5 separate regions of the Homo sapiens genome follow, and regions 1, 2, 3 and 5 are each linked to region 4. The links are chromatin loops, found by intact Hi-C in ENCODE. Cell type or tissue: PC-3. All regions are shown on one strand. Region 1 has its middle 56 kb from the start of LINC00520. Region 2 has its middle 43 kb from the start of LINC00520. Region 3 has its middle 64 kb from the start of LINC00520. Region 4 has its middle 6.4 kb from the start of LINC00520. Region 5 has its middle 89 kb from the start of LINC00520.

Region 1 (5,000 bases), 62 kb after region 4:
TCACTTCCTATATTTGACAAGCACTGCAATCCAAGGGAAGAGAATGAACTAGGGAAATAATTGGGTGAGGTTTTAACTTCTGTGCTAATTTACAGGGCTACTTCGGCTCCATGTGAATACACCCATGACTACGAATTTCTGCTCAATAAAGTGGTGAGGGGGTAGGTTTAACTGCGGGCTCAGGCCAGATGTCCACAGGAACCCGTTGCCCCTGGTTAAACACTGTGTTGGGTCAGTAGCCCCAAGACCTACAGGCCTACACAAGAGCATTCTTCTCAAGGATATTTATCACTCCCTAACTCAACATAACCAAAGCATTGTTCTAACTCCGGGGGCCTGCATCTGCAGTGGGCCATTTAAAAAAAAAATAAAAGGATAAGTGAGTGACAGAATGAACAGAACCTCTCCTCTTCGTGTCACCTTCAGCTGACCCCTGTGACCCAGGCTTACTAAGTGTGACCCAGGCTTACTTTGCCCCACCTACACACTCCCTATTCACACACACACACACACACACACACACACACAAATAGTAGGACAAATGGAGACATACCCCTAGCCAGGAATGTGTTTCCTGTGTTGCCCTGGCACTCACTGCTGGCCCCTCAGGTCAGCTTTGCTAGAAGTACCTGGAAAATCCCTCTGAGCCCTGCTGTGGCCTAGGGCCTCAAAAGTGTGCAGAAACTGGTTCTTTCCAGGTGCAGAAAACAGAAGAGGCTCCACAGGGAGTCAAGAGAGACAACCCCACATCAGCCACATGGAGATCCCAAAAGAGCGCCTGGAGACCCAGCTCGGAGCCAGAGGGAATGAGACCAGGAGGGAAGGATGTGGCTACGGGAAGGACGGCCTGAAAGGAGAAGGGCATTAATAAGCACTTATTAGGCACCTCACAATAAGAGCTTCCTTGAAACATTACCTCCTTCACCTATCACTACAGCTTGGGAGGGAGCAATTATTATTCCCAGTTTCATCAACAAGTAACCTCAGAGAAGTTTGGCCAGCTGGGACTATAGCCAGGGGTGCCCGATCGCAAAGCCCAGGCTCTTTGTCACACCAGGGACTCTCAGCGGGACAGCTGCACAGATGGGTCACCTGAGCGGCTTCAGAAAAAATATAGATGCGGTCGGGTGCGATGGCTCACGCCTGTAATCCCAACACTTTGGGAGCCCAAGGCAGGCGGATCACTTGAGGTCAGGAGTTTGAGACCAGCCTGGCCAACATGGTGAAACCCTGTCCCTACCAAAAAATACAAAAATTAGCGGGACGTGGTGGTGCACACCTGTAGTCTCAACTACTCAGGAGGCTGAGGCAGGACAATCATTTAAACCCAGGAGGTGGAGGTTGCAGTGAGCTGAGATGCAGTCCAACCTGGGCGACAGAGTGAGATTCAGTCAAAAAAAAAAAAAAAAAGAAAGGAAGAGAAAGAAAGAAGGAGAGAAAGAGAGAGAAGGAAGGAAGGAGGGAGGGAGGGAAGGAAGGAGGGAGGGAGGGAGGGAGGGAAGGAAGGAAGGAAGGAAGGAAGGAAGGAAGGAAGGAAGGAAGGAAGGAAAAGAAAAAAGAAAGAGGGAGAGATGCTCAGGTGCTAGCTGCTACCAATTAAACCGAAGTCCTGAAAAGCCTCCCAGGTGATTTCAGTGGACATACAGTGTCTAGAACTGCTGCCATCCCCAAGGAATAGAGGAGGGAGCTGTGGACAGAGGACGATGCAGTGTGCTGGGCATTGTCCGTGTGCAGTGAACCACCTCCTGGGCCTTGCTGTGCTGCAGGAGCCCTCCTCCTTCCCCCAGGCCTCCCACCCCAACAAGTGGGCACTAAGACAGAGCAGGCAGTTTTAATGTGTGCTAAATACAGTGCTTGGGAAGATAAATCCACACACCCTCCATGCCATATGATATATATCGCACAGAAACGGCCTGCAATTATGTACTTCCTGGTATCATCCGCACACGGTCTCCCTTTACTCCTGTAGACCAGTGGTTCTCAGACACAGACAATTTTGTCCCCTGCCCCCATCTCCCAGGGCACACTGGGCAAGACAGAGAGGCATCTTTGCTTCTCACCACTTGGAGCGTGGAGGGAGGTGCCACTAGATCTCGTAGGTAGAGGCTGGGGATGCTGCTTAACCTCCCACAGTGCACAGGACAGCCCCTGCCACAAAGAGTTCTCTAGCCCCAAATGTCCACAGTGCCGAGGTCGAGACACCCTGCTGTAAGGAAGAAACAGTGACCTCTAGGTAGGCACAAATCCTGGACCGTAACCCACCTCCAGGTCAGAAGCCTGTCCCTGACCAGGCAAGTTTCAGAGAACTGCAGAATCTTAGATCAGGAAAAGACTGCTGAGACAACCAGCCCAGCTGAGACCTCATTCAGGGCAGCCCAACTGCCCTGAATTAACTGAAAATGGTATTCCTTACTGCAAATTTGTATTCACTGACTTAACAAATATTTATTAAGTCCCAGTATGTTTAGGGCACAGTGCCTGATTTTCCTGCCAAAATAGTTACCCATCCTGGAGTAAATCCCTTTGTGTAAGTCCAATATAAGATCCAGGCGAGATAGGCTCTGAACCAAGCAAAATCCACCCCCAGCTGGGTTAGGGTGGTTTTATTGCTTTCTGGCTCATTGGGTAACTTGGCAACCTGGGATCGTGTCTGCAAAAATCCAGAGGAGGCTGATCCAAGATCAACTCCCCGGGGTCTGCACAGGGGCCCAAGGGCGGGTGCCCACATTCCTCCCTAGCTGCCCACAGCTGCCCTCTGTCCCCAGCCCAGCTCCAGCTCCCAGCTCCCTCCCACTTCAGGCTAGTTACCATTACCAGCAGCAAACTCCAGCCACCCAGCTTCATGGGGCCAGCCTCTCCCACCTCTCCTGCTGCCCAATTGTTATTGACAAAAATAAGCACTCTATTGTGACTTGCCACAGAAATAAAAATTGCTCAGGGGAAGGAATTGGGAACATTTTGTACTCCAGGGTCACAAAAGATTTAAAAGTCATTCTCCCTACTGGAGATCTCATTTACACTGGGCAGAAACAACAACAAAATAAAAACCTGTCAAATGGATTGTGCAACAAAGGAAAATGCTGCAGAGGCAAACCTAGTAGGAGCAGGAGGAAAGGGAAAGGAGGCAATACACAGCCTCCTTGTGGGAGGCCCCAGGGGCTGGGCACTGCGCGATGCTGGAGGAGGGAAGGGAAGGTGACCTCCCTCCTGCCCATCTCCCTAGGATGCCCCCAGTGGCTGAGACCACCCTTCTTCATACCAAGGAACACAACTCCCCATGCCTCTACCCACCGCATCAAAATGGGCAGACCCAAACCCAACCAGAGACAACTATCTGTGATATAAAGGGAGAGTAGACAAAGCCACCCACACAGCAGGGCCTGCGATCACAGGAGAAGCTGCCAATATTTCACCTGACTCTCTCCCATCTCTGCAGAATTCTATCTGAAAGTTATTTCCTCAGGAAAGCTCCTCTAATCCCCCAGATTCATTTATTCCCTCAACAAATATTTATTGAATGGATAACATTTACTGAATGGCCCCCAGGGGTTAGATGCCCTTAGTACAATCTCTCCTAGCTACCCCCTTCCCTCTTTGAACACTTAATAATGATGTTAATTAACTACTTACATAATTATTTCTTAGGGTCTTTAAGACCTCCTTTTCCCACCCACCCTTCTGGAATATTGAGCTACTTGACAACAAGAATCAAATTGGTCTTGTTAACTGCTGTATCCTCAGAGTCTAGCTTCTTTTGGCACCTATTGGTTGCCAACACATGCTGAATGAATGAGTGAACAAATGAATGAGCAAACTGCCAAGGCCAGCGCTGTTCAAATAGAAATGCTGACCACAAAGACAAGTCATACATGGAATTTTTAATTTTTTAGAAGCTACATTTTAAAAAGTAAAAAGAGTGAAATTAATTATAAGGATATAGTTTATTCATCTCAACATATCTAAAATATTATCATTTCAGCACTTAATCAATATGAAATAATTATAAAAGTGATCTTTTGCATTCTTTCTCTCATGCTGTCTTCAAAATCCAGTATGTATTTTACTCCTACCACACATCTCAATTTGTACTAGGCACATTTCAAGTGCTCAGTAGCCACATGGGGCCACCACATTGGACAGCCAAAGTCCAGGCTTAAACAGAGGCTTCCAGTGTGCTCATTTTCTGGTAAGGTAGGAGAAAAGTTATGCTCTGCTATGCCAACACACAGTATAGCCATTATGCTTATGGTCTATTGAGTCAGACTGCTTGGTTCAAATCCTGACTCTACTACTTACTCCTTGTGCCCTGGGAAAATTACCTAACCACCCTGTGCCTCAGGTTCCTCTTCCAGAAAATGGGAGTCATAACTGTAGCTACACTGTGGGAGACTGTATTAGGAGAAAATGAGTTAAGACCCATAAAGGCTGGGGGCGCTGGCTCACGCCTGTAATCCCAACACTTTGGGAGGCCGAGGCGGGCGGATCACAAGGTCAGGAGATCGAGACCATCCTGGCTAACACAGTGAAACCTTGTCTCTACTAAAAATACAAAAACAAAATTAGCCAGGGGTGGTAGCGGGCACCTGTAGTCCCAGCTACTCGGGAGGGTGAGGCAGGAGAATGGCATGAACCCGGGAGGCGGAGCTTGCAGTGAGCCGAGATCGCGCCACAGCACTCCAGCCTGGGTGAAAGGAGACTCCATCTCAAGAAAAAAAAAAAAACCATAAAGCCCTTACAACAATGCCTGCCACACAGTAACTACTCAATAATATTAGCCATTAATGTTTAATTATGTTTATATCTTATAAAGCTATTAGGCCCCACTTGCTGCCCCAAGAGATGGGAGGTAGCTCTAGTCACAATACATTCTGTTGGTAGGATGAAGGTAAAACCAGTATCCATTTTAGAGATGAATTCTGAACATATTCTTTCATGGGCACTGCAAGATATATTTTAGCAAAAAAGATTGGGTCAGGTACAGTGGCTTATGCCTATAATCC
Region 2 (5,000 bases), 50 kb after region 4:
ATCAGCTCTATTTTACAGATGACGAGACTGAGGCACAAAGAGGCTAAGTCACCATGTTCACAGTGCCGGTAGAACCAGATTTCAAACTCACATCTGTCTATCTCCAAAGCCCATATTCGTAGCCTCCATCATACACTATCTCAAAGAGCTTGCGATTTACTGGCAGCCACAAAAAAACACGTCAGAAAACTCAAGCATATGCACAATCCTTTTTTCTGAGTCTTGGTAATCTCTCAGGAGCTGGGGAGTCAGAATTATCTCAGACTATTCTGGAAGGAAACAGAGAAAACAGCTTTGCCTGATTTAAAAAGAAAAAAAAATACGGAGGTAACACCATCTAATGCTGATCACATAAAAAGTCCCTGCTACTCTCAAGCATGGGTGGACAAACTATAGCCTGGGGGCCCAAATCCCATCCACTGCCTCTTTTTGTAAAGTCGTATTAGAACATAGCCATATCCAATATTTACATATGGTCCATAACTACTTTTCCTCTATGTGGCAGAGCTGAGTAGCTGAGGCAGAGATAGTAGGGGCCCCTGGTGCCTAAAATGAAGTTCACCAATCCCCTACTCTAAGCCAATGGCTATCAAACTTAAGCATGCATCAGAATCACCCAGAAGGAGTGTAGAACACACATTCCCGGGCCCCACTCTCAGAGTTTCTGATTCAGTAGGTCTGGAATGGGGTCCAACAATTTGTATGTCTAATAAGTTTCCAGGTATGGTAGGCAGCTCTAAAATAAGCCTCTTGCATAAGGCACGCAATCATCCGCACTCCTACATCAGCCTTCCCTGATGCAGACTGAACTTACTTACTTCTAACGCATAGAATATGGCAGAAGTAATGGAATGTCAGTTCTAAGCATATGTTCTCCAAAGACTGTAGCTTCCATCTCATGTGCTTTCTCACCCTCTCTGAACGCTTGCCCTGTGGGAAGCCATGCTATAAGACAGACATATGTAGAGGCTCATGCCATGAGAAACTGAGGCCCAACAACAACCACATGCATGAACTTGGAAGTGGATCTCCTCCCCAAACTGAGTCAAGCCTTCAGATGAGATCTCCACCCCTGCCGATAGCTTGACAGCAACCTCATGAGACATCTTGAGCCTGAGGCTCCCAGCTAAGCCATGCCCAGATTCCTGAGCCACAGAAACTGTGAGAGAAGAAATGTTTGTTGTTTAAGTCACTAAGTTTTAGAGTAACTTGTTAAGCAAGAATACGTAACACACACCAGTTGATGCTGAGGCTGCTGGTCCAAGGACCACACTTTGAAAACCTTGGCTGTAATGGAACAGCTGCTTCTTCAGTCTTCTGACTTGATGGGGCAGGGAAATACTGAGTTTTAATACTTCTGAGTTCCACAGTGTTAGTGGAACATCCTTCTAGACTCTGTCCACCAGGTCAATGGCAGAAATAAGTTGGATACCTTGTCCCCAGTCACCACAGAGCCCTCTTCTCTGCAGGTTGAATGATGGAGGTAAGGGTCCTCGCACAGCCTCCACTGCCCATAGCTGCAGGAGTGTCCAGAGATCAGAGCTCTCAATTATAAGGAAAGACATGGGCAATAGCTGCTTGAGAGCACAGCAAAGTCAGGGCCCAGAAAGCCTGGGCGGTGGAAAAAGTTTATTCCTCTGGAAGCCCTCATTATCACTTCCTTACTCCATCCTGGTAAGTAGCCTCTGGGGCCTGTCTTATGTGTCATTTATTCTCTGGATTTAGTTACCAGTGAATCCACAGGGAGGTGCCAGCCAGTTCTTAGGTGCATTCCACAAGGGCAGAGATTTTGGCCTGTTCTGTTCAATGATACCTACAAGTACCTAGACCTGAGAATGGCATATAGAAGGTGCTTAGTGAATAATTATTGAATTTAAGTATGATTTATTTATTTATGTATTTTTCACCCCGGCTGGAGTGCAGTGGCAAACTCTCAGCTTATTGCAACCTCTGCCTCACAGGCTTAAACCATTCTCCCACTTCAGCCTCCCTAGTAGCTGGGACCACAGGCACACACCACTACGCCTGGCTAGTTTTTGTATTTTTTGTAGAGATGGGGTTTGCCATGTTGCCCAGGCTGGTCTCAAACTCCCCGGTTCAAGTAATTCACCCACCTCAGCCTCCCAAAGGGCTGGGATTACAGGTGTGAGCCGCGCCCAACCAAATTTAAGCCAAATTTAAGAATTTGAGAGACAGCCCCAATTAGCTTAGCCAAGCCTCGTGCACTGTGGAGGGGGGGGCTGGCACAAGTGTGCCACCCTTGGGCCACACTACCACCAGGGTGTTCAAGGAAGAGGCCACCTCTTATCCTCTGCAAGGAGACAGGTACACAAAGATTCTGTGGGTCATCTCTGTAAAGCTTTAATTCAGAGGCCTCAGACATGGACTGTCTGGGTTCAAGAGATACCAAGGAGCTGGAAACACCAGTGGGGTTCTTTGGTGACTGGGGCCAAAGTGTCTGGTGCCAGGAAGCAGAATATACAAACTGGTATGCTTTTGTGCATATAGCAACTAGCCTGAGGCCTCATTGTACCAGCTTCAGAGAGAAATAAATCATGTTTGTTTAACAAACGCAGTGAAAGAATGCCCTGGCACAATGCCTGACACCCAGTAAGCACTTAATAAATGTTTATCGAATGAATGAAAGAGATCTTAAGCACAGCAATACATTTCTTGGCTGCAAGTGGGGGAAAGGTAAAAATCAGACTTGTGAAACCATATGCCCTCCCCTCCTCCCCATAACCCCCACCCACAGAACAGCAGAAAGGAAAGTAAAGAATCATATCTTTGGAGCAAGAGGAAGAAGCCATCTCTGCTTTGCAGCTTGGGTCAAAGCACGTCACCTCTCTGGGCTGCAGCTGTTTCATTTGTAAAAGGGAAAGTCTAGGCTTGGTGATCTCCAGGTCTCCTTCCAGCACTGAGGTCCTGTGGCTCTGTGCTTCCCCAAGGCACTGTCCCTCAAACCTAATTACATGGTTTGCCTGTAAAAGGAGCGCCTTGATCAGGGCAGAAACAATGAGGAGCAGCCATTGTCATTCAAATCCTGGAACTGAGCTTTCTCTCAAGGTACGTTTAGAACATTCCCTCTTGGAACCCAGCCGCCATGCTCTGCTGTGAAAACATCAGACACCACACTCCCCCCTGGAAGTCCTTGGACAATAGCTGTGACCACCAGTTACGACAAGAATGCTATCAAAGGGGGTTTGGCATGGACAAGTTGTGCCCTGCTTGACTTATGGGGTCCTTCTAAATATGAACGATTCTAGTTTTTCATCAACCTATATAAAGTAAAAATTATGGTATTTACGAAAACACTGAATTTATGGTATTTATGAAACTACTGGCTTGGGTGAGGAGCCCAGTTGCTCCTTTTATGAAAGGAGCAGATACTCCTCTCCAGAGCTGATGATTTAGGAGCACTGAGAAGAGGGTGCAGAGGAAAAGGTTCTGGTGAAAAGATGCCCGCCTTTTTGAGTTTTAATTTTTTATGCTCACAATGTGGGAAAACCACTCTCCAAGGGCAGTGGTAATGGGGAAAGAGCAGCAAGCTTAGTACTATGTGGAATTCCTCCATGACCTCTAGCTGCTGGGGGTGGGAGCAGCTGGTATTTAAGAAACCTGAGTTTTCCACATGAGGGGCAGAAAAAGGTGCAGAGAGAGCAGGCTTTTTTTGTGTCCCCTTCTTGTTTCTTTCCAATTGTGCAGACAGTAGAAAATGCCCTTCTGAAAAGAGCAAGAGGAAGATGTGGAAAAAGAAGTTTTTTAACTTCTTTCCAAAAAAAAAGTATTAAATTATGTTTTTGTGAAAAAGAAAAACACTTATTTTCAATGTCTGTAGTATTTGTGGCCAACATCAAGAACGTTGGTGAAAAGAGAGCAAACAAATCAAAATCCATGCCAAGGAACTGCAGGGATATTAAAAGATGTCACATTCTTCAAGATAGTTTTAGGAACAATTTATTGCAGGACTCCTCAGAGCCCTTAAGGTACAAGTGGGTATTGTGACTTTTATCCTCTGGAGTGTAGCATTTTCAGAAGACACTTTGGGAAACACACTTAGGAGTGACAACACACTTTTCTTATTAGAATCCAAATCATGGCTGGGCGCAAGGCTTACGCCTGTAATCCCAGCGCTTTGGGAGGCCGAGGGAGGTGGATCACTTGAGGTCAGGAGTTTGAGATCAGCCTGGCCAATATGGTGAAACCCCATCTCTACTAAAAATACAAAAATTAGTAGGGCGTGTGGCAGGTGCCTGTAATCCCAGCTACTTAGGAGGCTGAAGCAAGAGAATTGCTTGAACCTGGGAAGCAGAGGTTGCAGTGAGCCAAGATCACGCCATTGCACTCCGGCCTGGGCATCACATTGCAGCGAGACACTGTCTCAAAAAAAAAAAAAAAGAAGAAGAAAAAGAAAATCATGCAAATGAAAAAGAATTATCCTCTGTAGTTTCAGAAGGCAAAACAAGATCAACACATGTTTAAAAATTATTCCTTTGGGAAACAAATCAATATGCCAAAGGGACATCTGCACGCCCATGTTCACTGCAGCACTATTCACAACAGCCAAGGTGTGGAAACAAACCTAAGAGTCTCTCCACAGATGAATGGATTATTCAGTGTGGTAGAGAGACACAGTAGAATACTATTTAGCTTTAAAAAAAAAAAACAGGGAATTCTGTCATTTACAACAATATGGATGAAACTAGAGGACATTATGTTAAGTGAAATAAGCCAGGCACAGAGAGACAAATCTTGCATTATCTCACTTAAATGTGGAATCGTAAGAAGTCAGACTCATAGAAGTAGAGAGGAGAATGGTGGTTGCCAGAGGCTGGGGTGGGAGGGGGGCTGAACAGGGAAAGGGGAGACATCAGTCAATGGGTACAAAGTTTCAGACAAGCAGAATAAGTACTGGTGATCTACTGCATGTCACGGTGACTACAGTTAATAATAATGTCTTGTATATTTCAAAATAGCTAGAAGAGAGGATTTCAAATGTT
Region 3 (5,000 bases), 71 kb after region 4:
TGTCACTTTAATACATAAATCAAAATTTGTAATATCTTTTATCACAAAACAAGCACAAGTAAAGAGTAGCAGTTATTAGCTTATCAAGATGGCTGACACCTCCCAGCTCATACAGATGGTGTTGCACCCTCTGCTTCAACAGGCTCAGTGACTGGGAGACCTCCCTCCAACTCAAAGCACCTATTCTGGGAGGTGCTTAACATCCTTGAGCCTCAATTTCATCATCTATGAAAAAGAGCTAATAATGCCTACCTTACAGAAATGTTATGAAATTTCATTAAAATAATATAAATAACAGTGCTTGACCCAAAGTAGGTACTCAACAAATATTTCCATACGGAAGCACAATCTGATGTCTGTGTCTTATTACTGATGTCACAATCTCATTAAAAATGTCTTATTTATCTTGAACTAAAGATATGTTCTAATTCTGCCCTGTTGACTATGTAGAATGGGTCTAATTCTTCTTCCAAGAAGCTCTCAAATACATGAGGGTGATGTGTCATGCCCTCTTCACCAAACTTTCTCTTCTCTAACCAAATGCCCCCAAGTTCCTCCAACTAAACAAGAATTTCTTGTCTCAAAAGTAACTAGAAGCTCTTGGGCTCTAGTGGCTCCCAAGACGGAGCTCAGCACCAATAACACACCCTTTGCCCCTGGGGATCCCAAACTTGATCTTGTGGATATGGGTAAAGTTCATGATCAGCCAAATGCTTTCTTCATTATACAAAATTCAGGGGAGTGTCTCCATATCCTCTCCCCATTCCCAACACTGATGGCAAACCCTGTTTTGTTTCAAGGAGCCTGTTTTAGGATGAATATGCTCTTCACCATTGAAATCCAGTTCTGAACCTTTGAAGTGACATTTATTGTGGTTTTAGGAAAGGTTCACTGGAGGTGAGAAGTGACAGCTCTGGGTGATAAATCAAATGCAGCTCAGTTTTAATTTAAGGGAAAACCATCATCAAGTCAGCATGGCTCAGGCATCAGCCAGCCCTGGCTGGCAGCTTGTGATTTCTTATGTAAATGGTAAAGAGAACATTGAACGGTGACAATTTCTTCAGCTGCTAGGATGAGCCGTCAGCTTCTGTTCTCTGCTTAAACTTGACATCTTAAACTTCTGGTTAGAGGAGAGTCATGTTAACAAAAACGTTTCAGGACTAATCATAATCATAAAGCCTTTCTTAGAAACAACGGTACTTATACAGCATGTTACACAACACACCTGGTCTGTTTTGCTTCTTCAAAGCAGAATAGTCTAGCTTGGGATAGTCTAGCACTGCCTGTCCAACACAGTAGCCAGTAGCCACATGTGGCCACTAAGTGTTTGAGATCTCGCTAGTTTACATTAAGCTGTGCTAAAATAGAAGTATAAAATATGACACAGAATTTCAAAGATTTCATACAAAAAATGTAAAATATCTTACTCATAATCTTTTATGTTGATTTTATGTTGAAATGATAATATTTTGGATATAATAGATTAACTACTTATTAAAAAGTAATTTCACCTGTTTCTTACTGATGTCACAGTCTCATTAAACATTTTTCCATTGTGGCTGATAGAAAACTTTAAATTACACATGTGGCTCACATTTGTGGCTACCATTATGTTTCTAGTGGACAATGCTGGTCTGAAAGGCAAGGCAGGGAGCTGGAAATCCCATGTTTCTCTAGCTCATCCTCTCGGTGCAGACTCAGAAACAAAGGAGCTTACCATCAGAAGCTATCACGGGTTTTACTGTTTCTTTGTTGGTTAGACTAGAGCAGTGGTCCTCAAACTTCAGTGAACATAAGTGCTATGGACTGAATTGTGTCCTGCCCTGCCCCCCTCAAATTCACATATTGATGCTCTAAATTCCCCCATGTGATTGTTTCGGAGATAAGGCCTTTAAGGAGGGGATTAAAGTTAAATGAATCATAAGGGTGGGGCCCTGATCCAATAGAACTTGTGTCCTTATAAGAAGAGGAAGAGGCCAGGAGCCGTGGCTCAGGTCTATAATCCCAACTCTTTGGGAGGTCAAGGAAGGCAGATCACTTGAGGTCAGGAGTTTGAAACCAGCCTGGCCAACATGGTGAAACTCTGTCTCCACAAAAAATACAAAAATTAGCCAAGCGTGGTGGCATGTGCCTGTAATCCCAACTACTCCAGAGGCTGAGGCATGAGAATCGCCTGAACCTGGGAAGCAGAGGTTGCAGTGAGCTGAGATTGCACCACTGAACTCCAGTCTGGGTAGAGCTTCTCTCCCCAATATATGAGGACACAGCGAGAAGGTGGCCATCTGCCAGCCAGAGGAGAGCCCCCACCAGGAACTGAGCCTTGCAGGAACCTTGATCTTGGACTTTCAGCTTCCAGAACTGAAAAAATAGATGTCTGTTGTTTATGCCACCCAGTCTGTGGTACTTTGTTATGGCAGCCTGAGCAGACTAAGACCATAAGCATCACCTGGTGAATTTGTCAAACACACAAATTCCCAGACCCTCTTCCTGAGAAATACTGATTTTATTGATGTGGGATAGGCCTGGGAATTCACTTTTCTTTAGCAAGCATTGTAGGTACATATATGTGGACCATACTTTGAGATACCCTGGACTACAAGAAACATAATTATCTGGACTCCTTTGGCACTGTTGCCGGCCTGAATTGGACCCCCAATTCTGCCACTCCAGCAGTAGTAGCCAAATTAGTTTGATCATGGGCGCCCCCTTTTGGTAAAGCATTTTTGAGCATGCAACTCACCACACAGCTATACTTAACTGATAAATTACATATGCCCAACTGTAAATCATATACTAAATATTAGTAAAGATTTTTTACATAAAAATAAATACAGAAAAGGAGTTATGCTGTTTTCTTTCTGGGTCCCAGTGGGCCATCTTTAACCTGTGGAAGTCTCTCACTGAACACAAATTACACAGCTTCATATTTCCTTGCCTTTGCATGAGTTCCCATCTGCAATCTGTGCAGTGAGAAAATGCCTATTTATGCCTCAGGATTCAGCTCATAAATCCCTGTGCAGCTCTTTATTCCCCCTCCGTCTCCCACAGGTGGAGTTATTCCTTCTGCCCCTCTGTGCAGCACCTCTGTACTAATGTCACCTCTACTGACTTATCACATTGAATTGTAAGTATTTGTTTAACGTTTCCATTCCTTAAGGACTGTGCTTTATGTATCTCTGTTTCACCTGGGCCTTACACACAGTTCCTGGTACATAATGTTTTGTGTTTCTTTGGTTGGTTTGGTTGGGTTTTGTTTTTTTTCTTTTTTCTTTTCTGTTTGTAACAGGAACAAACCAATGAATGTAAGTGCAATTAACCGATACTTGAAGCAAGCCACCGCCCTTCTATGCACAAGCAAAATCACCCCAGTGCATGTGAAAAATAACCCACATTAAAGGGTGCAGTGCAAAAAGCTATCTAAAGACATACTGGGTTTTAAGTTTGAGTTTACAAAAACATGTATAATTCACACAAGAGCTGAGGATGAAAGCAAACAGCTTAAGCAGCCAACAGCATAAGGAGCAGAGAAGAAGGATTTTTTTTTAACTGATCTTTTTTAATTGTTTAATTGTCTTAAGATCAGGATCCCCTGGCAAAGTCACAATGGATGGTTTGTGAGAGGTCTCAGTACATCTTTGTGAGGCAGGACAAAGATGGATGGGGAACAAGAAAGCTTTTAAGGGCATTACAATTTATTATCTATATCCAGGTCTGCACTGCACAAAATGAAGGAATCATCTGGTCCAAACTCAAAAAATTGTGGCTAAGAGTATCACCTTTTGGAAACACAGACCTGGCTTAGGGTGTATAATAGCAGTGTCCTTCCTCTGCAAGGTCTAAACAGCCTCATTACTTAGGAAATTGTCTTCCCTGTTCCTTCACATATCTCTTACTATCTCAGTCTGTGCTTCTCCTGTGGATTATAAAGGGCTGCCCAGGCTGGAAGAATTTACTGGCACCCTCTCACATGTGCTAGGGTGCAGGCTGATGAAACAAATGCTTTGTCACTTCCCTGTTTACACAAAAGCTTTTTCTCTCAGCAGGAACTTGAAAGAAACTAAGGTGAACATAATCAGTTTATCTTCTTAGACCCACTTAAAAGGATTGACCCTGTGATATACTGGAAAGCAAAATACAAGTCTGTTTATAAATGGCTTTTTAAGGTGATTAACAAGTAACATTAGCAGGTAGAAAGATTTCCATACTGTTTCCCCAAGAGTAGGGTTGCCAAATGTTGCAAATAAAAATATGGAATGCCAGTTAAATTTGAACAGCAGATAGATAATGAATAATTTTGGGGTATAAATATGTCCAAATATTGCGTGCACCCTAAATTTTATCAGGCAACACTACCTCAAAGGGAAAAGGCTGTACATAACCCTTGTGGGGAGAATGTCTTCCCATTGGCTGAAAGGTATATATTAATAAAAACATAGGCCCGAAAGTTGAGATATCTGAGTTCTCTTCTAGATTAGTTTTTCATTAATTCATCAATTCTTCATCCCTAACAGTCTAGTGCCATGTACTAGGTTAATTCCTTAATAATAAAAAAAAAAAAGTTGCTGGAGAGAAACATGGTCCCTGACTTCTTTCAGCTTATAATCCAATGGTGTGACCCTTAGCCTGCCTGTGCCCCATTTTGCCAGCTGTAGAATGAAGCGGTTGATCACCTTGGGTTTATGTTTTGCAGAGTGTATTCTATACTAATAGATATTCCATCAAAGAAGGTTTTTGTGACAAAAAATATAATAAACATTGAGTTAAAAAGTTAATAGCATTTTACTGTAAGTCTTGTCAACATTTTAATGAGCTAATCATCATCATGACCCCTAGATGGTGACTTACTGCAGAACCATCCCTTCGAGGAGCCACTCTGGGGACTAGTGTTCTATGGAACACACTTTGGGAAATGCTGCCCTAAGCCAAGAACTAAAATTCTTTGTAAGTCTGTACTTGCCTTCTTTCCCTTCTCTGCCTAAAATGTTCTTCATCCTTAAAGA
Region 4 (5,000 bases):
TCTCCCCCTTCCCTGCCAATACCACACAACTGAACCTGGCCCTACACTTGTTACAAGCAGCAGGGGCTGAAGGTCACTGATACTCTATAGACACGTGGCTCAGCCCTCCAGCTGGGCTGGGGACGAGTGACTGTTCTTCCTAGCTGTGTCACCTAAAAGTAGGGCAGACAAAGATGTCCGATAAGTCACATGATTCAACCTCAGCTATGACAGGAAGAGGAGGAAGGTCAGTTGGCTTTGGTTGTAACCATGGTCCAATATGGATTCAAACCCATGACATGGTTAATATGTCCTGCACCAGGCACACAAGGCCATTTTGCCTGAGGATTTGGCATTCACTAGGAGATGGTTTATGTAGCTACTCAAAGGGAATAAAGAGACTGATTTTCACAAGGAAAAGAGACCCTGTGCTCCTCTAGAGCAGAGACTATCTCTTGATCATACCTTCCCTCTGCCCACAGTCCCCAACAGAGTGGGCACTGCCAGCTACTCGTCTTCCCAAACCAGCCAGTTGCTTTTAGCCCCCCATCAGGATCATGTGGATGTTCTTAAACGCTGATCCACACTCACCACCTGGTGTGTCAATGACCAGGTGGGGGTCATCTCACGGCCACTGACACTGAGCTCTCCCTCTTTATTACCACCCAGGCAGGTGCTGGGCTTAGTAATGATGCAGTCTCTCTGGGTCAGTCTGGTATCTCCATCAAGTTGTGGATCTTACTTTGTCCACATTGTGATGCCTCCTGCCCTGGAAAAGGTAAATCCCGGCTGGGCAAACATCCATCTACCTAACAAGAGAGAGAGGAGAAGACTGCAGACCTCAAGAAGTTCTTGGCAGCTTGGCCCTGCAGAAGACATAGAGGTTTGTCAGGTCTTAGTTTAGGTTCCTCCATAAACCAACCCTGAGACCAGGATTTAGGTGCAAGTGTTTCTGTGGAGGTGACCAGAATGCACAATGACTGAGCTGGAAGTTGAGATAGGGAAGGGAAGCGAGCCAATTAAGGAGTATAAATGAGAAACTTGCAATTGCAGACAGCCAGGACTCAGTCCTACTGGGACCCTCTTAGGGACTGTGCAGCACACATCTCAGAATTGATCACTGTGTCCCTTATTGGCTGAGCGAGGCTCCTGGAGTATTGATTCCCCAGCACTTCAAGTCTGTTCCCAGGAAGCACAGCCAGAGAATATTCTCATCCAGGGAGCCGAGGAAGCCATTGTGCCTGTACAGGAGCTGTCTATGAATGATGTCCACCATAGACTAAGGGGACTTGGGCCGGGCGCCAACAACTCCTGCTACATCTAATGACAGATAGTGAGCTTGTTAGAACAGTGCCCCATGGGTAGAGGTGTTTTAGAATATCTCAGATTTTTGTTAACTTCCTAGAAACCCTCTCGAAAAATCCTTAAATAGACACAGTTACATAAATGAGCCTCTTCATGATTTCTTTGAAAGAATGATTCATGTGCATGAAACAAAGCCTTCCCCACTTGTGGCTTGGGTTTTGCCCTTCCTGGAATCTTAATCCAGGGCCTCCAAAGCTTTGAGTAGGAAGTTCAGACACTGGGAGGAGGTCAGATCTCACCATTTTTCCATGGAGACCAGGCAGGAAAAGAGACAGAGTAGTCTGTTTTGCAGTGCTTTGAAGTTCAGATGAAAAGCCCAGCAGGGAGGCACACACACCCTTCCCCAAAGTATGGGTGTGCAGTGGGGAGCTCAGGAACTGGTGGAATAAACTGGATTCTACTGAGAAAATATAATCTCTCCCCCCAGGTGCCCTTCCACCACCCATCTAGACACGCCTACTTTCAAAAGCCCTGGGCAGAACAGGCTTACTTTGAACAACAGAACCATATCAGGGAAAATTTCCTGGAATTCAGACATGGAAAAACTCACCCAACTACCATGTGATACCTTGATCCATGAAGCTCCCACTCCCCGCAGGCACTGTTAACCCCTATAGGGCCTTTCAATAATATCCTCATTCAACTAAATGTCACATTGGTCTTTGCCAACAAAGAGGAATTTTCCACATGCTTTGCTGCCTCTGTTACATTCTTGAAAACGGCAGGTGATTCTGCATGGAAGGTTCCAAGAAGGAAGAAACGTCTCCTTATTCCCAGGCTACAGCCCACATTGAAGGTCCACCATTGAACAAAAAGATGGGAGTAGGTCAAGAAGTTTTCTGCAACTACAGCTTTAGAATAAAAATTGCTGATAAACAGTTCACCCAGGTGATGGTGAGAGGGTCACAAGGTAGACAACAAGGAAGTCAGAGTCCTGTGTTCCTGTTGACTCTTACTGATTTTGTGGCCTTGGATGAATCATTTGACCTATCAAGACTTGTAAATTGATGAGTCACTTAGGAATAGTAAATACAGTCAGCTTTTAGAACACTGCCCTCTACCTAGAACAGAACCTCAGCAACTACAACTGTGCCATAGCCCCTAGAAGAGTCCCTTGCATGCAATATAGGCACTCAATATTTGGTGACTGAATGAATGAGTGAATGTGGTAAACATGTCTACTGCTCTGACTCCTGCACCCAGGGCAGACATTACTAATCAACTGTGACTGTTTTTCATGCAAAAAGTAGATGCAGTGTCAGAATTCTGCTTAGCATAACTCTCCAGACAGGCACAACCAATCTATTAGAGATCACATGTGAAATGTTATCTATTTGCCGTTCCTGAATGAGCTCTAGTATTTTTCCACATTAAACTTTCCTAGTAAGGGAAATACTAAAAGATAGATGGATTGTCACTCAGAGAAAATAAACACAATTGAATATTTCGATCTTGTTTGTCTGCATAAGAATCGATATTTTTTCATCCTGACTAGTGCAGAAAATGCATTTGTTCAGTGAAGACTCCATAATATCAGGCTACTTGGAGTTCTTGCAGCCAAACCCACATTCCTAGAGCCCTGTGGGAGCCATTCAATTTCTCACCCCAATCATGTAGAAGAAAATTGGCTCCAAGGCATATCCCCATCCTGGCAATTAGACACCTCTGGTCAGTGTTAACTCTAGGAGGGTCTAATGTCTGGGATCTGGTTTGTCATCTGAGGGCCATACTCCCTACCAAGTTCACATTGGTGAAATATCAAGGACAACAATAAAAGGAAAAAGAAGCTACAGAGAGGCAATAGAGAGTGAGATAGGAAGAGGGGATTTTCAACACAGAAATCTTCAATGTTTTTAGCCCTCACTGGCTGAGCTGCCTGGAAATAGTTGGTAGCATTAATCCATTGTCTTTTGTGGAAGGCTGTGTAACAGCTTGATGGGTTCATCTTGCTTCTGATTAGACAGAGTGAATTTATCAAGACAGGGGAATTGCTAAAGAGAAAGAGTTTAATTCATACAGAGCTGGCTGAACAGAAGATTGCAGTTTTATTCAGCCTCCATGAAAATTTAGAGGCTAGGATTTTTAAAAGATAGTTTGGCAGGCAGGGGCCTAGGGAATGGGGAATACTGATTGGTCAGGTCAGGGATGGAATCACAGGGAGTCAAAGCTGTCCTCTTGCACTGAGTTTGTTCCCAGGTGGGGACCATGAGATGAGCCAGTTTACTGGTCTGGGTGGCACCAGCTGATCCATCAGAATACAGAGTCTGAAAAATATCTCAAACACCAATCTTTATGATAGTGATGCCATCTATAGGAGCAACTGGGGTGATTAGTGATCTTGTGGCCTGTAGCTACAAGACTCCTGAACCATAATCTCTAATCTTGTCACTAATTGTTGGTTTTACAAAGGCAACCTGGTCTCCAAGTGATATGGTTAGGCTTCGAGTCCCCACCCAAATCTCATCTTGTATTGTAATCCCCAGGTGTTGAGGGAGAGACCTGGTGGGAGGTAATTGGATCATGGGGGTGGTTTCCTCTTTGCTGTTCTCATGACAGGGAGTTCTCACAAGATCTCATGGTTTTATAAATTGCAGTTTCCCCTGGGCTTTTCACTCTCCCACCTGCCGCCATGTAAGACATGCCTGCTTTCCCCTTTTGCCATGATTGTAAGTTTCCTGAGGCCTCTCCAGCCATGCAGAACTGTGAGTCAATTAAACTGCTTTCCTTTATAAATTACCCAGTCTCAGGTAGTATCTTTATAGCATTGTGAAAACAGACTAATACACCAAGCAAGGAGAGAGTTTGTTTGGGGAGAGGCTGTTATCATCTTTGTTTCAAAGTTAAACTATAAACTAAATTCCTTTCAAAGTTAGCTTGGCCTACCCCGGGAATAAACAAAGGCAGCTTGGAGTTTAAAGGCAAGATGGAGTCAGTTAGGTCAGGTCTCTTTCACTGTCTTAATTTTCTCACTGTTACAATTTTTGCAAAGGAGGTTTCATCTGAATGACTATCTTGGGCACAAATATTAAAGCCCACCAAATGGCTTTTGGAACATCATCAAAAGAAAAGTATGAAGTTGCCAATCTTCACATTTGAACAGAGCTGTGAATATCTTGGGGATAGCTGATGACTCATGCTCCTCTGCACAGTGCTCACCTAAGCAAGCTATAACCACCCGATGGGTTCTTCCTGCCTGCTGCACAAACAAAATCAACTTACCAAGACCATGGCATTGCAGTAAAGAAAGAGTTCAATTGACATGAGGAGACAGTTATTACTCAAATCAATCTCCCCAAGTGCTCATAGGTTAGGGTTTTTTTCAAAGATAATTTGGTGTGCAAGGGGCTAGGGTAGGGGGCATGCTGATTGGCTGGGTCAGAGAGGAAATCATAAGAACTGAAGCTGTCCTATTGTGGCTGAGTCAGTTCCTGGGTGGGGGCCACAGGACTGGTTGGCAGGTCCAGGTGGGGCCGTCCCATTGTTAGAAATGCAAAAACCTGAAAAGACATCTCAAAAGGCCAGTCCTAGGTTCTACAATAGTGATGTTATCTGCAAGAGTAATTGGGGAAGTTGCAAATCTTATGAGCTGCAGGATAATGGCTGGTAATTCTAGCCCTTTTCATCCCCCTAACTTGGTGGCCCTTTCATTAGTTTTA
Region 5 (5,000 bases), 96 kb after region 4:
TCCCTTCTCCCCTCCCCTTTTATTTAGTATAAATATAGATGGATAGGTTCTTTTTTAATGCAATGAGTTATTACTCATAACTGTTATTACTAATTTTGATTCTCAGGTTGTCCGAAATTTGTCCAGGGGAGCCCCTTGAAGCAAATCCTGTGTCATTTTGACACACCTTCAGTTTTAAACACCTTATGGTGGTATTTAAAATGAAAGAAAGAAATCAAGGTTGAAATGCTGAAGAAGGAAGAAGAGCCACAAAGGACAAGACAAGAGAAAGATAGTTCTGATGACAATGAAACTCTTTTTAACTAAAACAGAACTCTTGTCTTCAGCCAGAGCTCTCTGTTGTCCACCGCTGGGACTTAGATATATTCAGGAGCCACAGGGACAGGCCTGACAACAGGAAACATACATGGAAAGTCTCCTGGGAAGAACTCAAGATTTTTCACCTGATGGACTTTAAAGTATTAAGGCATGCCTGGCAAATAGTCTATTTTCAGAAGGGTGAAGGAAGGTAGGACTCATCCTAAGGAAAGAGACAGTTGGGCACAATGGATTGGTCCTTGGTTGTTAAAGGAGAATAGAAGTTATTAAAAATGAAAGTATGGGGGATACTACAGGAATCCACCTCCAGCCAGCCCTGTAGGTGAGAGAGAGGTAACTGAGAGGAATGGGAACTCTAGCTCATGGAGGTTCAAGCAACACTGCTTTGGAACCCTTCTAGCAGAAGGCAACACACCGGGGAGACAGCTGCACTTCCCCTTGGCAGCACAGCTTGTTATGGAATGAATGTTTGTGTCCCTAAAATTCATACACTGAAATCCTAATCCCCAATGTGATGGTATTAGGAGGTGGGGCCTTTGGGTGGTAAATAGGTCATGTGGGTGGAGCCATCACGAATGGGATTAATGCCCTTATAAAAGGGATCCAGAGAGTTGTCCCTCTCGTCCTCGCTCTCGCTCTTGCTCTCTTCCTCCCATGTGAAGACCCAAAGAGAAGTGAGCAGCCTGCAACCCAGGAGAGGGCCTGGCCTTGCCAGAACCTGGCCATGCTGCACCCTGACCTCAGACTTCTAGACCTCCGAGCTGCGAGAAATACACTTCTGTTGTTTATAAACCATCTAGTCTATGGTAATTAGTTATAGCAGCCCTAATGAGCTAAGACACAACCCCATACAGCTTTGGTTTCCAGGGAAGCCACAGCAGAATCTACTTTGGCTGGCAGATCACTTGCACCTGGTGGAACAGTGCAGACACTACCAGAGAGGGCTTCTTTATGAGAACCTTGGGACTGACCCACAGAAATACATGAAATGGAAAAGAAGATGAACTATTTAGATAACTCTACATGAACAGCCTAGGCCGATTAATTTAGGCTACAAAATAAATAGTCCTTTGCCTGGGAAGTAGACATGGAAGTTATAATGATCCCTGAAACAAAGGCTCAGTGGGGTCCTCCTGTGTCTCAAGGCCAACTAGCTAGTAAGTAGTACTCACAGGACCTGAACTCCTAGTCCAACATCCTCTCCACCTAGCAGAAAGGAAATGAAGGCAGATGTGGAATTCCAGAAGGATGGAAAGAGAAGTCAACATCGCCACAGTAAGAAAAGTGTGGATGAGAATGATGTAGGAAGAGTCAGAATGGTCTGCATACGAGAGCCAAGAAGGTCACCTCAGGAACCCCAAGACTGAGGAAGAGATTCCATGGAAGCCAAAGGTACCCCAGGGCAGCACCGTTAAGGGACAGGAGAGATCAGGAACATGCCCTACTGGCTCTGCCTCAGATGACCAACAAACACGGTCCATAGTCAAATGGAATGGGGAGAATAAAGGAAAAACTGCACCTCAACGAAAGCAGAAATGATCACAGGCAGAATCACAGTGGGGAAAGAAGGCAAGAAGCAGGAACAATGAAACAAAAGTCGATGTCAGGCCTTTGTTGGGCAATACCCACTATTCATAAGTATTTGTGATAGACGAAGATGCCCTCAGGGAAACACTTCAACAAAAGCACAAGATCAAACCTTGACGGGAATGGCTGCCAGTCCCTAATACAAACCTTTGCTTATTTATTTTAAATCTCTGAGCATCACTTACAGGAAAAATAAACTTTCCTTCCAAAACTAAGTTTGCTTATATGCATTGTCTATTGCCTCCCCCTAGTGATTGGATATGTGAAATGCCATAAGAATCTATTGGCAGAGCTGGAGAAATTAAGTGACCGCGATGATGGTGATGACAATGACGATGATGATGATGATGATGCCTTTTTATACTTGAACAGTACTGCATGCTCCTCAAAGTGCTTTCACACAGGTAATTTCATGTATCTGGATAACTACTTTGTAAAATAGACAATATGGATTCCACTTCCAAATCATCTCACACTGACATTGCTTTGGAGCCTATTAATCAAAATCCGAGACAGAAAACTACCTAGGGATTTGGAGTCAGACCTACATTTGTAGCCTGGTGCCACCATGCACCCCTTTGTGATTTCGAGCCAGTGGCTTAAACCATGAGCCTCCATTTCCATATGTGTAAAAGGGGTTGAGACTGTATATATCATAGAGATACAATAACCACTATATGAATCATTCAGTACTGGCTTGAGCACTGTGCCTGGTGTGAGGTAAGACCTTTTAAAATGTCATGGTGGTGGTTGTTGTTGCTGCTGCTGCTGCTGCTGCTTGTTAATGGCATCTTTTAGGAGTGGTCTTTCACTTCCTCAGGATCACATTTATGATTTCTGAGCCTGCTGGGAGACAATTCTTCCTTGTATCTAACTGAAAAACATGTACTTTACTTAAATCTACTTTCAACCAGATGCAGGAGCTTGTGCCTGTAATCCCAGTGCTTTGGGAGGCTGAGGCAGGAGGATCGCTTAAGGCCAGGAGTTCAAGTCTGCAGTGAACCATGATCACACCACTGCACTACAGCCTGGGTGACAGAGCAAGACCCTGTCTCAGAAAAAAAAAAAAAAAATCTACTTCTCTTTCTCAATTTTCCTTATTTTCCAGTTATTTTTCCCTCCTTGGCCTGGCTTATGACCTGTCTTAGGGTTCATTTCTAAAGCAGAAGAACCTTGGCCTGACAAGAAGTGCAAAATTGCAGGGTGTCCTTTCCAGATGCTCCTTCAGATGCTATAAAGTCTGCCTGTCCAGCCTAGGAACCCTGGGAGCTAAGTGCAATCAGAAGAGCACATTAGACCAGGCGTTGCTCAGAACAATTCTCTTCCTCAAAGACTTTATCCCTGGTGGTTAAAGAGGAACTAGTGGTCATAAGAAAGTGTGGAAAAATCAGATAGGGAGCTTTTTAAGACTCTAAATCTGGCTTATTATCAGTGAGCAAGCTTATGAAGCACACATGCACCTGAGTGCATGCGCACACACACACACACAGAGGTTCACAGCAATTATGGGCTTATGAGATCTGCCTGGGGATAGCGAAAAGTAATTCCTGAAGTCAGCTACCAAAAATAGCTCCAGCACCTGGGCTTAGCAGACGTCAGGATGAAAAGCAAACAGCTTATTCTTGAGCAAACACTTTTGACACAACCACAAGTCACCCAGGCAGCCCTCATCGCAGGTGCTGGCCTGTCTCCACTTCATGGAGGAGTCAAGAGTCTGCCACATCCCATTAGGCCTTATGAAATAATAAGTAGGAGAGAAAGTAAAATGGTATTCAGGAACTACAGAAACTTCTTTATCCTGATGCTTCCTTCCTACTGCTGAAGAAAACACCATCCTTGCCACCTCCAAGTGGCAGAAGTCTATAATTCTTTTTCCTGCATACTAGGAAGGTCTTTCTCAATAGTTATGCCCTGGGATGTGAGATACCAGCCCACACAATCAAGCCCGTGCATGCCTCTCTGCAATGAGCTTGGAGAACTCATACTCCAGTCCCTAAAGTGCACACAGCAGACTCCATCCAAGTGTCAGTTTCTTCAAAGCTTCCAGCCTTCCCTGTGAGCCCACACCAAGGGTGGACAAAACTGTAACAAACCAGGGACCTGCCATGCTGACCCCACCTCAGGAGCCAGGGACACTTGGGAACCAGAGGCCTAATTCACTGTGCTTAGCATCGTATTTGCACCACCATATTTGCACTCAACAATATCTGATTGAAGGATTCTATTCATGCACATTGAAAAAAATGATGTCTCCAAGTCTTAGGTGATGGTGGGTGAAATGTACAGGACCAAGAAGATACAGCTCTTGCGCTGGGAGATGAACATTCATTGAGTACTGTCTACGTGCCAGGCAGTGTAAGATGCTTGACCCACATTTATCCTATAGTCCTCACAATGATCTATGAGAAGGTGTTAGAATCCTTGCTGGACAGGTACAAAGATTGGGGCTGTAAAAGTTTAGGCCACTCGCTGATGGCTACACAGCTTGAGGAACAGAACAAGAATTTGGAACCAAAGGCTGTCTACTTAAAGGTGGTGTGATTACAATGCTGACATCCTAAGAAGCAGCAAATGTTACTGTGAGTGGGAACCTGAAAAGATGGCTCACCTGGCTGGGACAAGCTTAGCTAAGGCAGCATTTAATAGGCAAGCTGTGCACCTCCTCAGTCCAGTCTGGACACCCAAATCTTGACTGCAGTTGTCCGTTGAGGGCTACCTTATTCAAGAACTGAAGAGGGTTCTTTAACTTTATGAAGCCAGCACAAAGAACCAGATAAGAATGACCACATTCACTCTAGGGAATGAGGTTAAGAGCATAGAGGTTCTAGTGTCACATTACCTGGGTGACGCCTTGATTAAGCCACTTAGTAGCTGTATGATCTTGGGCAAGTCAATGAATCTCTCTGGGTCTCAGTTTTCTCATCTGTACAATGGGATAAAAATGGAATCTACTTCATTTAGTGGAAGGTTTAATGAGATGATATCCTGAAAGTACTTAGCACAGCAGCTGAAACATTGCAATTATTCAATTCATGGTCACCACTGTTATTACTATATTCCTATCATTACAGTTATCAATCATAATTATATACAAT

What was found. Hi-C counts contacts between places; a loop is a spot of excess contacts. Peaks named below come from ENCODE experiments on the same cell type or tissue, not always from the same donor. Only the 100,000 strongest peaks of a DNase experiment are listed, where the experiment ranks them.
Region 1: a loop joins it to region 4, with 4 times the contacts of the local background. A loop is called at or near these places in 4 of 110 quality-filtered maps.
Region 2: a loop joins it to region 4, with 2.8 times the contacts of the local background. A loop is called at or near these places in 5 of 110 quality-filtered maps.
Region 3: a loop joins it to region 4, with 3 times the contacts of the local background. A loop is called at or near these places in 2 of 110 quality-filtered maps.
Region 5: a loop joins it to region 4, with 6 times the contacts of the local background. A loop is called at or near these places in 3 of 110 quality-filtered maps.

Annotation. Positions count from the first base shown.
Region 1 is chr14:55,738,161-55,743,160 of GRCh38, reverse strand. No RefSeq gene overlaps it. Among named protein-coding and RNA genes, the nearest start is that of LINC00520, 56 kb to the left of the region's middle. In PC-3, no CTCF peak of the experiment used is centred here; no DNase peak of the experiment used is centred here.
Region 2 is chr14:55,750,813-55,755,812 of GRCh38, reverse strand. No RefSeq gene overlaps it. Among named protein-coding and RNA genes, the nearest start is that of LINC00520, 43 kb to the left of the region's middle. RefSeq lists enhancers at 1,623-2,173, 2,174-2,725, 2,727-3,342. In PC-3, no CTCF peak of the experiment used is centred here; DNase peaks (open chromatin) are centred at 1,152 and 2,602; H3K4me3 peaks cover 617 bases; H3K27ac peaks cover 1,042 bases.
Region 3 is chr14:55,729,790-55,734,789 of GRCh38, reverse strand. No RefSeq gene overlaps it. Among named protein-coding and RNA genes, the nearest start is that of LINC00520, 64 kb to the left of the region's middle. In PC-3, CTCF peaks have their summits at 2,481 and 2,698 (motif pointing left); a DNase peak (open chromatin) is centred at 2,709.
Region 4 is chr14:55,800,599-55,805,598 of GRCh38, reverse strand. No RefSeq gene overlaps it. Among named protein-coding and RNA genes, the nearest start is that of LINC00520, 6.4 kb to the right of the region's middle. RefSeq lists an enhancer at 945-2,144. In PC-3, a CTCF peak has its summit at 2,403; a DNase peak (open chromatin) is centred at 2,348; H3K27ac peaks cover 1,466 bases.
Region 5 is chr14:55,704,679-55,709,678 of GRCh38, reverse strand. No RefSeq gene overlaps it. Among named protein-coding and RNA genes, the nearest start is that of LINC00520, 89 kb to the left of the region's middle. In PC-3, a CTCF peak has its summit at 2,156 (motif pointing left); DNase peaks (open chromatin) are centred at 2,178 and 3,498.